2 separate regions of the Homo sapiens genome follow, and region 2 is linked to region 1. Evidence: chromatin loops called from intact Hi-C (ENCODE). Cell type or tissue: dorsolateral prefrontal cortex. All regions are shown on one strand. Links, peaks and the distances in the headings refer to the core of each region. The heading gives the core; the rest is flanking DNA.

Region 1 (5,780 bases), core at 489-5,488:
AGATTAGATAGATAGATAGATAGATAGATAGATAGATAGGTAGGTAGATCATCGGTCTTGTGTGTGCCTTACCTTTTAGAGCTAATCCAAGCACTGATATAATACCAAAGCCAAGTCCTTAATTATTCCAGGAACATCATAGAAATGAAATGTAGAAAACTAATAATAATCATATACTTTGTATGTGTATGTTTTTTCCCAGCACATAAAGGGTTTGTATAAGCTAGTGGTCATCAAGCTGTTAGGAAGAAAAAGCAAAATTAAAACTAAGATCTTCTCATTTCTATTCAAAACCTATTGTCTTTTTTTCTTTTTCATTTTTATTTTGCATTATATACTTAATGCTGTAAAACTAATGAGGATTCAATACTAGCAGAAATTCAGACAGAGGGGTTCATTATTAGTTGATTGTTAGTAATCCTTATCTCTGAAGTTATTTTCATTAATTTTTCTTTTGTGTACTTTTTCTTAGTTTCCAGTTTTTTAAAAAAGTGTGTTTTGATGTATAATTAAAGGAAACATCATGAAATGTCTATTATTTTTAAAAATACTCATGGAAAATGAGTAACAGCATCATTGAATAGTTAACACATGACAGCAAAACCTGAATGAATAATTCTCAGCTCGGAGACACTGAGAAATATTTAATTTTTACATGGTGGAGTTTTTTCTGTTAAGCGTAAAGAGTCACACATGCTCTTATTCATCCCCCTTTATGCCGAGATATTACGTCAACATGTGAGACCATTTCGTAAACCAGTTTGAGATATTTCTGGTTACTCCTTATTATATAGTTTCTTAAAGCACAGTGTAGAAGCTGGTTAGGGATTAATTCCTTTCCTTCCCATCCTAACAGTCATGGCTGACACCTATATAACAATGACAGGTTAACAAGAGAAGAGCATAACAAATATGTTTGATCACAGTTTTACATAACATGGGACCCTTCAGAATAAAGACCCCAGATACAGGGAAAGCAATCCTTTTTTTCTGAGACAGAGTCTCGCTCTGTCACCCAGGCCGGAGTGCAGAGGTGCAATCTCAGCTCACTGCAACCTCTGCCCCCCAGATTCAAGTGATTCTCCTGCCTCAGCCCCTCGAGTAGCTGGGATTACAGATGTCCGCCACCACGCCCGGCTAATTTTTATGTTTTTAGTAGAGACTGGGTTTCTCGATGTCGGCCAGGCTGGTCTCAAACTCCTGACCTCAGGTGATCCACCCATCTCGGCCTCCCAAAGTGCTGGGATTACAGGTGTGAGCCACCACACTCAGCCAAAGCAATCCATTTTTATGCTTAGGTTCAATGAAGTATGAACAGCTGTGTAGAAATATGATTAGACACAAAGGGTATGATCTAATGCTAACAGGCTGAGTGGGGAAACTAGCCCATCCTGCTTGTTCAGATTTTTCTCAGCCCCTCTGTGCAGCACTCACTCCTCCCAGGCAAGAGGTAGGATCCCTCTGGAATGAGGGTCTGAATTTCTTTATGGCCAGGTGTTACACAGAAAAGCTGGGGGTGGGTAGAGTAAATGTTTAGGTTTTATGGCTGGCCTTGAGGAAAAGGCGTTCTGGTGTCTGATCTGACTTGGAGAAGAGGGATTCTAGTGTCTAAGGTTTGCCTGAGGGAAGAAAGAGAGGAGAGACAGGAGGGCAGAAGGTCTGTTTCTGAGGCTGCTTCTTAGGCCTTCACCTTGGGGTGTCGTTTACTGAGCCTCAACAACAGCATCCTTGTTTCTGTCTAATTTTCTCTGGGGGTTTTCTCACCTTTACCTTGAGAAAGTTTTTGTGGAGTTTTGTGCTTTCTTATTCAAGGCCTTCATTTTAAATATTCCCAACAAACAAAGGGATACAGTAAAACTCATGTTGGCTAATTAGAAAAAGGCCAGTATGAATTAAAGGAAGACTCTATATTACAAAATATTGTTTTAAAGTATAGCTGTGTTTCTTGGAAGTTCATCATTTTACCTGAATGTATTATATCTCATTCCAATGAATTTGCTTTAAAGACCTGCCAGTGGTGGTTTGTAATTATAGTATTAATTTTTTAAATTCAATTGGGGTCACGTAACAATTTTAAAATTTGACACAAATTCTAATTTGTTTAATTTTCTTACTTTAAATTCTTTATATAAAGACAATGAAAAACTAAATTCGATAGTTGTACAAATCTAAATGAGAATATAACTTAAGAGTTTTCTTAAGTCATTACTAACACTATGGAAGATCTGATAGAACACATAAGAATATACTGAGACCATCACAGTGCCTACACATAATAAGTATTCAATATATGTTTGTCAGGTGAGAATATGAGTTGTTATAATTCCCAGCATTATATTAAGGGAACAAGTAGATGTGTGAAGAGAGTACCAATAGCATTTTCCATTCTCCCAATTGTCTTCAGTTATTATAGCAGATAAGTTTTTAATCCTATGTTTGTGCTAGCACTAGCATTTACAGGTTTCTCCCTGATATATGGCCCATTAACACACAATAATCCGAGTTCAGAGTAATTACTTACATCATTCAACAGAATAGATCACTGAGGCACTGGGTGACCAGTTGACTTTCCATGTGATGAGACATGATGAGAAAACAGCAAAGCTGAAGGTGCTACTTGGCTCCTCTGGAAGCCATATTTCTGCTTTCTCCTCCCTACATCACTTTCTTTTTCTTTAATGGAATTCTAGGAAGATGTGTGAGTGGGAGAATCTGAGTGTGGAAGGTGTTGCAAAGATGTATATGTTGTCAAAAATTAAGGTAAACTATCATAACACATAAATAAACTATGTTCCTAAAGCTGCAAACTTTTTAGGTGAGAGCAATTATTCTTATGCTCAATTATTTGTTAACCATCATGATGAAATGTCTTCCAGATGCATCTTTGCTTATATCAGCTTATTAACTAAGAGTAGTCAGATTCTATTTATAATGTAAAATATTAAAAATACCCAAATCTATTCAGTCCTTCATAGTTCCCAAAGCTTTCCACATCTATCGTCACATTTGGCCTTCTCAATAGCCCTGTGGAGTAGCTAGAGATGATATAATTGCAGCTGGAAATGAAGACAATATTCAAATGGAGCGTGTCAACCAATTTACTAGTACAATTTTCTCCTATTTCTGAGACACAGATGTGAAAACCAAAAAAAAAAAGAAAAGCAGAATGAATGCCAAGAAATAGCATGTGATTAGAAATGTTGTTCATTTCTTCTTTCAGTAAACCACAGAAAGATAACAAAGGCTACTGCGCCCAGTACAGAGGGGAGGTGTGTAATGCAGTCCTGGCAAAAGATGCTCTTGTTTTTCTCAACACCTCCTATGCGGACCCTGAGGAGGCCCAAGAGCTACTGGTCCACACGGCCTGGAATGAACTGAAAGTAGTGAGCCCAGTCTGCCGGCCAGCTGCTGAGGCTTTGTTGTGTAACCACATCTTCCAGGAGTGCAGTCCTGGAGTAGTGCCTACTCCTATTCCCATTTGCAGGTAAAATCTCAAAAATAAGTCAAAGGAAAAATTCCATTTTTCTATCTGCACAACAGAAGGAGTTTTTGAAAAATGTTGTAATATGCAACAGTAAAAGGAAAAGCTGGTTTTCATCCAAAATAGGAGGTTAATGCCTGGGTGCAGTGGCTCATGCCTGTAATCCCAGCACTTCGGGAGGCCGAAGTGGGTGGATCACTTGAGGTCAGGAGTTTAACACCAGCCTGTCCAACATGGTGAAACCCCGTCTCTACTAAACATACAAAAATTAGCCAGGTGTGGTGGTGCACTTGTAATCCCAGCTACTCGGGAGGCTGAGGCAGGAGAATCACTTGAACTGGGGAGGCAGAGGTTGCAGTGAGCCGAGATTGCACCACTGCACTCCAGCCTGAGTGTTGAGACTCTGTCTCAAACAAACAAACAAATAGGAGGTAATTAATCAGACAATATTTCTACCATATAAATCACTAAAGATAACCTAAAATACAAGTACTTAGAACCTCTAGAAAATATCATAAATGGTGTAATATTCCATTACTCTTGTTATTGTTCACATTATTATCATATCCATAAATATCCCAGATTTCTATCAGATGAAAGGAGAAATCTTAAACATGGACCTCATTAGTAAGCCAAGATAGAGAAAATAAAAACTGTACATTATTTGTCAATAAATGAGATCATGCCAAGCATCTCTGAATGTTATTTTAAAGTACATTCCATCCAAAATTCTAAGTTCTGATGCTGTTGCCTCATTTGGGTGGTTATAGGAAGGAATTAGATTATAAATAGATATTTTGTTAAACTCCCATACTTTTTAAATATTGAAATTGATAAATTTATGTTCAATAGAATTATCTTCATCTTTAATTACTTCTTATGTAGAAAAAAAAGAATCTAGTTTTTGAGCTAAATAGAACAAAGTTCAAATACTGTTAGTTCTGCTTTCTCGATGTGTGTGGTCTTGGCTAAACTTCAGTTTCCTCATCTGCACGGTAGAATTGAGAGGATTAAAGGAAAAATCACACTCATGGAATATGTCAGAAACTAGATAGACATTGTTATTCCTAAATTTTCTGTTGAGGAAACCCCATGACAACAACCAACACAGCACATTTCCACTTCTATTTTGATAAAACCAGAAACTATTTAAATATTGCAATAATTTGAGGACACTCTCTATTTAGCATTCAATAACAACAGTATGGTCATTAAATTAGAGTTTTGTATTCCTCAATTTACTGCAAAGTTTGAGGGTTTGGAGACACTATAAGAGTAATATAATTTGTTTATTCATCTAAGAAGATTGTATTGTGATCAGGCATGTTATCTAAAAATCTCTAGGGACTTCAGCATTGACAGAATAAGAAGGGGAAAGAGAAGGAGAGAAAAAGTAAAATTACTGCAAAAAAAAATGGGAAGAGTGGGTGAGGGGCAGTAAAATTTGTTTTAATAGAACTTAAGAAATACTGATGCTATTTCAACTGTCCTTGCAGTTATTTGAAAAAATAGTGTCTCTGTTAATTATCACTTCTTTAGTTTAGATTTCTCTTTCTTGGGCTTCTTTATAGGATTCTCCAAAATTGTTTATTTGACGTACTGCTCAACAGTGAAAATCCTTTTGCTAGAAAGTAGCACGTGTATAATAAACAGAATGTAACCAGCAAAATAAAGTGACAGTAGATTCTATCAGCTTTTCCTTTAGTACTACTAACATAATTTGTGGTGGCCACGGGATAGTTATCATACTTACACAGTGACACTCAGGCAAATCAGCTCAACACCATGGATAGATGCTTGAGAGAAATAATAATTAGATTAGAAAAATTCTCTGTGTGTGTGACAGCCATTGTGGTTTTCTGATTACAAAACCCACAAGACTCCATTGTATAAAAAAAGAACACAGTACTTTCATTGCTAAAACCCAGAAAGTTGGTCACTACTGAGGTGTGTGTTTACTTATATTTACTTATATCTATATTTCTGTACTCTGAATTCTATTTCATGGATGGTTTCTCTATTTTTGCATTAGAGACTTTGGGTTTAATTACTGTCTTTATAATTAATTTCAATTTGTGCTACGAATTTCGCAGGTTTTCATCTTTTAAAAAATTATTGTTTACTCATTATATAATTATTTTTATTACATGTTGACATTGGCAAAATGTTTCTAAATTTCATATTTAAAAATAATTATATAAGTTATATAATACAATTATATATTAACTTAACAATAATTATCAATAATAATTAATAATTATTATATTAATAATAAATAATACTTAATATGATATAACTA
Region 2 (5,780 bases), core at 552-5,551, 120 kb before region 1:
CCAGGAGTTCAAGACCAGCCTGGACAACACAGCAAAACCCACATCTATACATTTAAAAAAAAAATTAGCTGGGCATAGTGGTGTGCTCCTGTAGTCCCAGCTACTCTGGAGGCTGAGGCAGAAGGATCACTTGAGCCCAGGAGTTCGAGGCTAGAGTGAGCTATGATTGTGCCACTGCACCAGCCTGGGCAAGAGAGGGAGGCACTGACTCAAAAAACAAAAACAAAACATTTCTGTATGTGTTGTATTAGGTGTTGCCAATTAATATCAGCTCTGCCTAACTTAGGCTGAAAAGGAATTACTAGAAGACTGTTGTGAAGTTTATAGTATCAACAGGAAGGCTAGAGAATAAAACTTGAAAAAATGGGTAAAAGCCAAGGAAAGCTAGGTGGGAGGCACAACAGTTTAGTCAAAGTCATGCCTAGGAGCAGATGGGCTCTGGTGACATCTTGTCACCAATACTGCTGCTCCAGACTCGGCTGCTGCTGTGCACCATGACAGTGAATGTATTCTCCAGTGCCTTTTTGCTTTGGCTTGACTTACTCAAGAGTCAATGCCATGGTCAGGAGCATCCCATTGGCTGATCCTGGTCACGTGCCCACCTGGCTTTGCCTGCAAGGGGAAGAGATCTGGAACCGTCAGCTTCTTTAATGTAAGGCTGGATTTTGACTTCTTCTCAAGTCCCCAAGTGTGGGAGGGGAGAAGTTCTGGATGTTAAGTAGCAAAAAGTACACACACACAAGCATACGCACACAAACATATATATACTATAACTGAAATTTTAACATTTTGAATACTTATTACTCACGTAATAAAATTTTGTTTCTTTTTTTTATAATAATTTACTTTTATTTTTCTTAAGGTCTATTTTTTCCACTTTTGATGAAAGAGTCTCTTCTGTTCATTCATTCTTTTGTTAAAGGCCTAATACATCTCCCTATAAGTAGGATGCCTGGATTCCCCTTATATTTTCCCATACTTCACTTGAGTCTTCATAATGAAGCCTAATCTCTAACTCCTTCATCCAGTAGCCCAGATTGAGTGCATAGTGATCTGGGGCCGTAGGTAGTCCTGGCAGGTACATCTCATTTCAGGAGAGTTTTTCATCTGTGTCTCTCAACACTTACCTAACGGTGCGAAATCATTTATGGCTGTACCCCATTCCTGGTGCAGTATATGAAAAACTATGAGAACCGAATGAAAATGTGCCTCCTGCAGGAGATCGTTCCTCACCTGCCTTCATCAACCCCCAGTTTTAGCATTCTGAACAGTTAGTGACCTAGACCTTGACAAAAGTTTTCCAATGTCACCCTTGCCAGCAGCCAGTGACTTGATAAAGCCATCTATGGCCCAGACCTCATGGGATAGCTACTCCTGAATCCCGTTACACTCTCCCTAGGCAGCTACAGCACTGAAATCTGGTGAGCAGGCAGCCTCTGCCAAAGGCCCTCAAAGAACGAGATTTTCCTCTGATTGGGTGGTCCATTACTTATCCAAGTCCTAGACTAGATAAATAATGGTATCTATGACGTTCAAAATCTCTTGTTAATTTTTGAAAGGTTCTGCTTTCTAAGGTAAGTGATTTGCAAGCCAGTCCTGCTCAGCCTTCTTCATACATGTCTCCTCTGCCCTGTAAGTAACAGAAATTCTAGCATTTGGATGGTTCCCTAGTTTCTGATGTGAATGTAGTCATTTCACCATTTTCTGGGTGATTTCACTAGTTACTGGGGGAGAACATGTAAAATATCTGTCTGTTGTCAACTGGCCACTTTCCTCCAGAACGCAAACCGATACCAATTTGTTCTCTGATTTTATTTCACCTCTTTGAATCCTTGTCTCATGACTTGCACTTGGCATTCAGGGAAAGGTACAAGGGAAAAACAGACTAGGCCAGAAAAGACATGGCATGTATCTCTCAGATCCTGACATCTTGTAGGCTGTTTTCTGTGAGCTCTGCTGCTCTCCCTGCCTTCACATCTACCCAGTTAACAACTGCTTAGTTCAAGCACTGTCCTCTCTTTGTGGGGCGGGGTGGTCATCTCAGACTGCCCCCATGATTGCCTAACTCCTGTAAGTGCCCATACTCTGTTCTCCCAAGAGCTCTAAACATGCCTAACACTTATTGCACTCTCTCATAGTTGTTGATATAGTCACCCATCTCCCTAGCCAGACTGTGAGTTCTCTGGTAGAGACTAATCCACCTGTCACCGCATTCCTGGCGTCAAGTTCAGTTAGTTAAATGAATAAATAGGTTTGGAAAAGAGATGGGAAAGAAAAGAAGAAAACAATTTATTAGAATATCTAGATTTTTTTCTAAATTGGTAACATTCAAGATTAATCATGCTTTGACAGTTTGGAAGAACAAAAGTGAAGAATAAAGAAAGAACTAAACTGTGATACTGATAGCCTTATTGTTTCTGCTCTGTTAAAAGTATAGTACATGTGTTGGAAGTGAACTTACTGATTGTGAATAACTAATAATAGAAAATAATGATAGAAACATATCTTCTGATGACAGTTTCTGTATAATTCCCATTTCTTTATAATAAATACACTGTTCTTCAGTGGTAGAAAAACTAATTGTTCGCTGTGAAAATGCTACCCATTAGCATCACTGTTCCTAAACAATATACAGTCTTCTCTTATATGGCTCTCAGCTGCACGCTGCCTGGAAGATACTTTAGACATGAGCCAGCTTTTTACATATAACAAATGCCCAGTAAGAGGCACTTAGAATTCCAGTTGGACTGAACTTGCCCCTTCTCCAGAGGGCACATAAATGAATACATACAAGGAAATCCCCTCCCATCATGCACACACATATGCCCGCACGCAATCCTCGGAGCAGCTGTGTTATATTATAAATTGGAGGCCTTTTGTTAGTTCAGATGTTTCAGGTCTGCAAAGGCACTCTGGAGAAGAAATAAATATTATGAGTAAGTCTCGTTTCCATGCTTGTAGTGGGGAAATACTTTCCAGCACAGTTTACTACGGTTTTATACTAAAACAATCTCGTAAAACAATACCAGCATTACTCACTCAGCACATGACTGCTAAGACAAGAATGGTGTCTGTTTTATTCCCTAAATATTCAAAACATTATTTCATTCAGACTCTGTCCCAGATAGACTTTCTTTTCAGTAAAACTAACCAGAATAATCATGGATTGTGTGCTCACTAAATCTATTATTCTTTTTTTAATATAAAATAATTCGTCTTTTTTCCCACTTTACCAAATATTGCATATTTATAAAACTTCACCAATAAGAGAGATCCAATACAAGCATTTAAAGGAAAGGCAGCTTGGAGCTGGGTGGGAGCTCAATCTGGAATCCAGGTCATTCCATTTAAGGATCTGGTCTTCTGCTTTGAAGGCTCAGGATCTGAAGTTGCTTATAAGCTTGGTAACAAGAAGAGAAGGTACTGGAGATAGGTATAAATGCACATTTATTAATTTATAAGGGGAGAGGACTCATAATAATCAGTATACTAAAAGTCTACATAATAAGTGCATTCTCCTCTTATTGTCAAACTATACATGAAGCCAACTGATAAGATTTTATTAAATATGAAGTCAGAATAAGGGTACACAGAGAAATTTATTTTAATGGCACTGGCCTAAGAGAGATATATTTATCTCCCTATGAGATCTTGTCAAAGGGATTAGAAACACTTTGCCATGCTCTTACCAAAGCCTGGCACATTCTCCCACCCCCATTCTCTGCTTACTTTTAGTAATCCATTTAATCTTAGCTTAATTATCACTTTCTTAGAGAAACCATTCCTAGTCTTCTTATCTAAGAAGGGGCCCTGATGTATACTCCAGAGCACTCTGTAATTTTCTTTTGTAACACTTGTCTCAATCTGTAGCTCTACATTTATTTGTTGTTTTAAGTTTTGTCTGCCTCTAGATTGTAAGCTCCAGGAGAGCACGCGTATTTGTTTTGAGCTCTACTATTCTCAGCATCTAGCACAGTGCCTGGCATAGCTAGGAGCATTCAGTACACATTTGTTGAATGAATACATGAATGTACAAGGTAGCGGCTGAGAGCACAGGTGCTGGATTCAGGCTTCCTTAATTGAAATCATCTCTCTGCTTCTTAATAACCACGTGAGGCTGCAAATTACAAAATTAGTTTCCTTATCTGTAAAATGAGAAAATGATAGTATAATACCTACCTCATAGGTATTATACCATCTAATGAGGATTAAATTCCAATGAGGATTAAATAATAGATACAAAATACTTGGAACAGTCAGTGATTGGCACAGAGTAAGCACTCAAGCAGAGTTAGCTGTTAATATCATCTTACAAAGAATAATTCTAAGAAAAGTCGAAAGCCTAATTTCTAAAACTCAGCTTTCTTGGGACGTTACTGGAATAGTACTATCAATACTAACCTCTGGAGATATTTATTTATGTTTCCAAGGTTTAATAGAACCACCTTTTTTATTATAAAATTCTTAAATTAAATAAGTGACTATTAAAACAGATTATACCAAAGCCCTTTCAGCATGAAATAATTTTTTTATTATACTTTAAGTTCTGGGATACATGTACAGAATGTGCAGGTTTGTTACATAGGTATACACATGTCATGGTGGTTTGCTGCACTCATCAACCCGTCAACTACATTAGGTATTTCTCCTAATACTATCCATCCCCTAGCCCCTCAACCCTTGACAGGCCTCGTGTGTGATGTTCCCCTCCCTGTGTCCATGTGTTCTCATTGTTCAACTCCCACTTATGAGTGAGAACATGCGGTGTTTGCTTTTCTGTTCTTGTGTTAGTTTTCACATGAAATATATTTTATCTTATTTTCACAATGTTTTGAATGTACTGATGTGTACTGATCTATTATGCATAGATTTCAGAACTTAACTCTGATGGCAACTGTGTTCTTATTTCCAAGTTGTTGGGAGGGACATCTCTGTAACAGTGAACTATGAACAACAATATTACAGGTGGAAATCATAAAATTTAGAAAGGAAAAAATAAGAACATAATAACTATATATATGTTCTATAACATATAACTATATAATAACTTTTTTATTTTATAAAAAAGAGGTGGTCATTATTGTATTTGTTTTATATTGTTGTAAGGGCTTTACTATGGGGCAAAACACCTTATTTAACAATTATATATTATTATGTTGTAAGGCAAATCTTGGTTGTTAAGTTGGCTGTATAGTTGTTAAGAGTCTTACTCTCTGGCTCATTCATTCAACATTTATTGAGTGGCTAATAGGGCTGGTTTATGACATTTTGGATTTGCACTAAAGCATGGTACAAACAAGATTCTGTTTTTTGATAAATTGGTATTTTGATCATCACAACTTTTATCAATTATTTTTTATGTATTACGTCTGTTATTTTCAATGACAAAATACTGACAACAATAATATATGAAAATGCATTGCTAAAATGACCAAAGTAAGGGCAACCACCCTTTTCAAATTTTCTTATCCTGTATATACCTGTAGTGCACCCTCTGGTCATTAGCTGTAGCTGCTACTCAAAGAGCTTATTTTCATTCACAATTGAGCATCTTTTACCTGGAATTAAAATATTCATTTCAAAACATCTTCTTTTCTTTCCTTTGAGGACATTATAATACTTAATCCTAAATCGGGACTTTAGGAAGTGGCTTTCTATATTTGAGCCTTAATTTGTTCACCTTCTCACTTGTTGGAATCTCCATCCTTTTATTTTCTCACATAGGGGCTCTGCTGTTTTCAGTCCCTAAGACAAGGTTATATCCTGTGTCCACATGAATA

What was found. A loop is a pair of places that touch in the nucleus more often than their neighbours do. Peaks named below come from ENCODE experiments on the same cell type or tissue, not always from the same donor. Only the 100,000 strongest peaks of a DNase experiment are listed, where the experiment ranks them.
Region 2: it touches region 1 in a loop (13-fold over the local background); 5 of 110 quality-filtered maps call a loop at or near these places.

Annotation. Positions count from the first base shown.
Region 1 is chr9:110,764,600-110,770,379 of GRCh38, forward strand. It overlaps MUSK (muscle associated receptor tyrosine kinase), which reads left to right. Exons shown (of 15, transcript NM_005592.4): 9 at 3,221-3,484. LOC107987115 (a long non-coding RNA gene) reads right to left here. Exons shown (of 3, transcript XR_001746892.2): 3 at 1-238. Among named protein-coding and RNA genes, the nearest start is that of MUSK, 99 kb to the left of the region's middle. In dorsolateral prefrontal cortex, for the core only: no CTCF peak of the experiment used is centred there; a DNase peak (open chromatin) is centred at 3,372; H3K4me3 peaks cover 837 bases; H3K27ac peaks cover 5,000 bases.
Region 2 is chr9:110,648,324-110,654,103 of GRCh38, forward strand. No RefSeq gene overlaps it. Among named protein-coding and RNA genes, the nearest start is that of MUSK, 18 kb to the right of the region's middle. In dorsolateral prefrontal cortex, for the core only: no CTCF peak of the experiment used is centred there; no DNase peak of the experiment used is centred there; H3K4me3 peaks cover 1,141 bases; H3K27ac peaks cover 4,888 bases.